Regions from separate parts of the Homo sapiens genome. Here region 1 is linked to region 2. Evidence: read pairs that join two places in POLR2A ChIA-PET (ENCODE). Cell type or tissue: PC-3. All regions are shown on one strand. Each heading gives the region's core, and the rest is flanking DNA. Links, peaks and the distances in the headings are about the cores only.

Region 1 (2,917 bases), core at 178-2,677, 110 kb after region 2:
CACCTGAAATGTGGCTTCAAGATTGCTGCCATCACAGACAGAGCTGGAGGGCTGCTGTGATGCTTTTAAAGACAAGCCTTGAAAGTGGCTGACATGACTCTGTCCACATCCGTTTGGCCAGGATCTAGTCATATGGCCTCCACCTAACGGCAGGGGAGGCCGGGAAGTGGAGTGGAATGCGTGGTTTTCGATGAGCAGGTATCATCTGGGGCTTTGACCTGGAGTCATCAGCCACAGGCCCTGAAGCCTAATGAAGGTCCTCAGACAAAACTCTCATGAGGCTGTGGACAGAGTGGTGCTGAGGACTGACAGAACTTGCTGATTTGCCATCCCACCATCCCCTGCTGGCACAGATGCCCCCAGGAATGTGGCTGCTTCGAGGAAGTATCCTGGAGGGTGACCCCAGGGTTGATGTCAAGATGGAGCCTTTAGCAGGTAACTGGGGAGAAGAAAAATGAGCACCTGGGTATTCATTGAAGCAGATATTTCCCAGACCCTCAGCAGCCAGGGGTGAGGCCCTTTCATGGACAGCACAAGGATTGGTAATCACTTGTTTCCCAGCAGACCCAGGCCAGGGAAGTGCTTCTTTACATCTGCCTCAGATGAGGATCTCCCACAGGCCTCACAACGGGGAAAATGCTTTCTCCTGCTGGAGTTACCTTACTGAAGGCTGATCTGCCTTCAGTTAGGTCTGTGGATACATCCTTAGTTTTTGGGGATCCACGGGGCAGGGTGTAAGTGTTTTTCTGGCATGGTAGCTGGGAGGAGAATTCCTCAAACAGTGAAAAGTAAACCAATGGAGATATAATAAATAAGAGCTGACTTACATACTTTAACCACAACAGAAATAGTAAAGCATTCTGTCCAGACTGAATTGAGCAATCATCATTAATTTTCTTCCATCTGGGAACTAACAGAGCTTTGTCAAGGGTTCATTATTTGCAGTGTCTACCTTAGTGTTGGCCTGGGAATCCAAAGCTGAACCCTCACTAATATATGGAGGAGCATGGGGGAATATTGGCTCCAGCTGGATGTAATGGTTAATTTTATGTGTCAACTTGGCTAGGCTATGGTGCCCAGCTATTTGGTCAAATACTTGTCTAGATGTTTCTGTGAAGGTAGTTTTTATATTTGATTTACAATAAAGTCAACATTTACAACCAGCTGACTTTAAGCAAAGCAGAGAAACTGCCAAAATAGGTGTGGACTTCATTAATCAGTTGAAGGCCTGAAGAGCAAAGGCTGAGGTTTCCTGAAGAAGAAGGAATTCTGCCTCCAGACTGCAACAGAAATTCTGCCTGAGTTTCAGAAATTCTGTCTGAGTTTCCAGCCTTTGGACTCAAGGCTGAAGCATCAACTCTTACTTGCTCTCCAGTCCACCTAACTTCCTGCAAAATTTCAGATTTGCCACCTCCCTCCACCGCCGTCACATACGTCAATTCCCTTAAATCCATCTCTCTCCATCTCGTCTATAGCTACATCTCTCTAGATACATCTACATTAGTCAGAATGTGAAAGGTTATGCTGCTGTGGCAAATAAACCCCTGCATCTCAGTGGTTATGTCACCTGAAACACGTGACTTCAGGATTGCTGTCATCAGGGAAGAGAGAGCTGGAGGGTTGCTGAGTTGCTTTAAAAGGCCAACCCTGAAAGAGGCAGACATCACTTCTGTCCACATCTACATATGTATATCCATATCTAATCTATCTCTATATATAGAGGGAGATCCTGTTGGTTCTGTTTCTCTGGAGAACCTTTATAATACACTGGGGGAAAAGCAGATTAAATTAGAGAAAGTAATTTCATGATGAGTAAATATTTTTATTATTTCATAGGAAAAGGGAGTAAATAATAGGGAAATAGAAATTGTGATGATATAAATAAGGGAGTTTCACTATAGCAGTAATACTTATTACTATGTTAAGCATACCAAGAGGGGTGTAACAAAAACGAAACTCAATAGAAATGGTCTGGTTGTTTAATAATTTCATTTCCAAAGACATGATGCTTGCTGATGGAACTTCCTGCCTGGGGTTCACCCTCTTCCTGTCTGAGGACCTCCCAGTACTGCTCTCCTCACATTTAAGTATGTGATATGCCTCTGTCTGTGCCCCTGAGCAATAGATTGTGCTTGCAAAGTACAGATCTATTGCTGGCCCTGTCTCCTTTCTCTTAGTTCCATTTACACTTAGGAATGTATTTTTAAACAATAGCTGTAAACTACGGCTCTTTGGTTGCCAGGGACAGAAAGTCATCTCAAACTGCTTTAGCAAAGGGGAAATCCAATGGCCCATGCAACAAAAAGATCCAGAATTAGGGCCAGCATCAGATATAAATTGATTCAGGGATAAAATAATGTGTTATCAGGACTTGGGTACTCTCCATCTCTCAGCTCTCCTCTCTGCTATGCTGGCTTCAGAGTCAGGTTTCATGTGACAGAAAAATCTCTCAGCTCTACTCTCTGCTATGCTGGCTTCAGAGTCAGGTTTCATGTGACAGAAAAATGACAGCAATTCCAGCTCTATACCTCTCAGATTTCAGGTTCAAGGGGGAAAGAGTGAGTCCCCTTCCCAGAAGTCCTAGGGAAGACCTTAAGGTATCTCATTGGCTCTGATTGATCAGATGTCCATTCCTAAACCAATCACTATGCCCAAGAGAATCTAATGCTCTGATTGGCTTAGGCCTGGGTCCTGTGCTTCACCCTGAGTTGGGGGTAAAGTTGGCTGCACTGAAATCTCATGGACTGAGAGCAGGGCATGGTGTGGGATTCCCCAAGAAACAGGGGCATGGGTACCAGAAGAGAGTGGACGGGTGCTGATGGAGTAAGGTCACTTAAATAAGAAAGCTTAAACATTCATAATCTAGCCATTCGTGGAAAAGCACCTCTAGGGGCAGTACCAATGTGAAGTTTTCATC
Region 2 (2,917 bases), core at 278-2,777:
TCTGCCTCCTTTACAAACGGAAATGCTGAGGTGCAACGTGGTGTTGGCAACTGCGCTGGGCTCACCTTTGGGTGCAGCAGTGGCTTTGAAGCCACGCCTGGTCTCAGTGGTGCTGCTGCCTGGTTGGGGTGGAGGAAACCATATTTTATCACTCACAGGGGTGTTGTCTTGCATGATGTGTGATCAGGAGGGAGGCTGCTAAGGGCTAAGCTGATTATTTTCTAATCAGTTAGCAGCTTTATAGTCTGCTTGAAACTTGTGACCTTGGGGCTGGCTGTAGAAGGCACCAGCATGGTTGCTGGCATCGGTGTTCCCTCTTTTGGTGCCTTGTTTTCTGAGAGATACTGTCCATTATGATTAAACTGCATTCTAGCAGTTCCTCTCCATTCAAGGAAGTCATTTATTCCTGCGATTGCAGGGCTCAGAGGGGGAAAAATGGTAGATTCTCAGAGCTCCAGCCAGCAGCAGAAGCCAGCAAGGGAGGAGGAAGGAGGCACGGCCAGATCAGCACAGCCAGCGCTCAGATCCTCCCCCAGCTGCCTCAAGCTGGGGGAAGGAGGGCAGGGCTCTGAGGCTTCCTTCATTGGCTCAGGAAGGCCTGTCTCCTAAACAGTTTTTCTTCCTTTGTTGCTAACCATTTTACTGGGCCAGCCTAGAGGGCTCTGAGGCATTAGGAGCAGCCAGGCAGTTGGTTCAGTCAGACTATTAGACTTGGGTAAAAGCTGAAATAGTGCCAACTTTGGTGTTGTCCCTAACCCCTGCTTCTCTCTGTGCATCCTGTAGCTTTTGGGTTGGTTTGGAGCAGGAGCTGCATCTTCCCACACAACGGATGACACCTGCAACCCAAACAATGTGCCCACACTTGAATGGAAACCCCTTCAGCAGCGTATGGTGCTGGGGACCTTCTGGGGAGATCGCTGGAGTGCAGGTTCACATGAAAGGGAGTTAGGGAGCTGGGTTTTCTCTTCATAAGTATGCACTAACTATCTCTGGAGGCTTAGAAGTCCATCCCCACATACAAGCAAACCTGGGGCTTACGCATTGTTGCAGCTGCCACCAGTTTGGAGGCTGAAGGGAACAAGTCCTACCCTGGCCATTGCTTGCTGATGAAACTTGATGGTCACTTTCTATTTCCAGGCTTCCATTTTCTTCTCTGTGAGATAGAGGGTGGGAGCCAAAGAGTAGTTTGTTTCATGATTCCATGAATATCTTAGAAAGCAAAATGCACAGAGCCAAATTTCCTTTGCCATGCCGAATGACAGGGCAACGGAACTGGCAGTGTTGTTGCTATAAAACCCCAACTAGAGTTACAGACGGAAGGGAGTTGGTATGTCCTGTCACTGATGTCAGGTGACTCACACAGACGGGTTTGGGACTCTAGAAGCTGGCTGTCGGAACATCCTTTGAAGTGGTGGTTTTAAACACTTTTATGAACTGCAGGCTGAATGTGAACATGTAAGTCATTCTCCTGGTATGTCGTATTTTCCCAAACACGCTATTTCAAATTGAAGCATTGCAGCAACTGTCTTAATTTAGGATGTGCTTTGCATTTGAACATGCTACTTATTAGCTGACTGGTTTTTGTGATGCTCAGAGAATGAGTTACTGAAGTTTGAAGTCACAGGGAGGCAGATTTTGGCTCAGTCCGGGGAAGACCTTTTTAAGACACTGAGCTGGCCTTTGGAGGTAGTGGAGTTCCTGTTGTTAGTAATGTTCAAACAAAAGCTAGGTGTTCCCCCTACCCGACTCTCCCTCTCCTGGGTTAGGGACATTGCAGAGTGATTCTCTGACATCCTATCCAAAGCAGCCCCCTCCTCCTCACTCTCTATCTACCATTCTGGTTTAATATTTCAGTACTTATTACTCTCAGAAAGTGCCAAGTTCATTTAATTCTTGACTTGTCTGTCATTATCTCATCCAGCTTGAAGGTAAATCTGGTGAGGCAGGAGCCTGGGCTCTTGTTAATTTTTTTGTTTTGTTTTGTTTTGGTTTGAAGCAGAATCTCACTCTGTCACCCAGGCTGGAGTGCAGTGGCTCGATCTCGGTTCACTGCAACCTCCACCTCTAGGGTTCAAGTGATTTTTCTGCCTCAGTCTCCTGAGTAGCTGGGACTACAGGCGCCTGCCACCATGCCTGGCTAAGTTTTGTATTGTTAGTAGAGACAGGGTTTGACCATGTTGGCCAGGCTGGTCTCGAACTCCTGACCTCGAGTGATCCATCTGTCTCAGCCTCCCAAAGTGCTGGGATTACAGGCATGAGCCACCGCGCCCAGCCTCCTGTTCACCGTTCTATTTCATGTCAACGCTGATGCCTGGCACTCAGCAGGCACTTACCTACTGAATGGATGATTTTTCTATTGGTACAGGTGTCATAGCTTCTAAGAGCCCACGATTCTAAGGGATTAGCCCTTCAAAAGCTGGCTGTGGGTGTTTGAGGGAGCCGTGGTGTCCTGAGGTTAATGAGTAGTGGAATGAGTATTAGGAATTGGACATGTGGCCCCTCTCCGGCTGTTTGTCCTGGGGTGAGTCACCCGACCTTTTTGGGTCTCAGTTGCTTCATTTGTAAAAAGACAGAGTTGAATTCAGTTATCTTCAAGGCTCCTTCCAGCTGGACTATCTTGTGATTCAAGTACTCTGTGTTTGTACTCACTCCTCTGTTCTCAAACTGTTTGTTCAACTCTCTTTTATTAGGGGTTCTAGGCCTGTCGAAACTGAAAAAAAAAAAAAAAGTAGCCCTGGGAAGCAAAGAGTAAATATTATACAAGTGCAAATGAATTACTATTGTATTCTGTATAACAAATTATAAGGACTGCAGAGAGACTCCAAGGGAACTATTTAATTAAATAATCATCAGGTTAAATATAGCTCATTCAACCCTGGCACAAATGAACAATTGAGGATTTCTTTCCTGATATGTT

Evidence for each region. Peaks named below come from ENCODE experiments on the same cell type or tissue, not always from the same donor. Only the 100,000 strongest peaks of a DNase experiment are listed, where the experiment ranks them.
Region 1: POLR2A ChIA-PET joins it to region 2 with 6 read pairs; 23 of 35 experiments call an interaction of 5 or more read pairs at or near these places.

The regions. Positions count from the first base shown.
Region 1 is chr14:68,665,668-68,668,584 of GRCh38, reverse strand. All of the region lies in intron 2 of RAD51B-AS1 (RAD51B antisense RNA 1), which reads left to right. It also overlaps a transcript of RAD51B not described here. Among named protein-coding and RNA genes, the nearest start is that of RAD51B-AS1, 18 kb to the left of the region's middle. In PC-3, for the core only: no CTCF peak of the experiment used is centred there; no DNase peak of the experiment used is centred there.
Region 2 is chr14:68,778,620-68,781,536 of GRCh38, reverse strand. It overlaps LOC107984709 (a long non-coding RNA gene), which reads left to right and starts at 1,340. Exons shown (of 2, transcript XR_001750793.2): 1 at 1,340-1,455. RefSeq lists an enhancer at 258-759. In PC-3, for the core only: no CTCF peak of the experiment used is centred there; a DNase peak (open chromatin) is centred at 1,386; H3K4me3 peaks cover 1,178 bases; H3K27ac peaks cover 2,500 bases.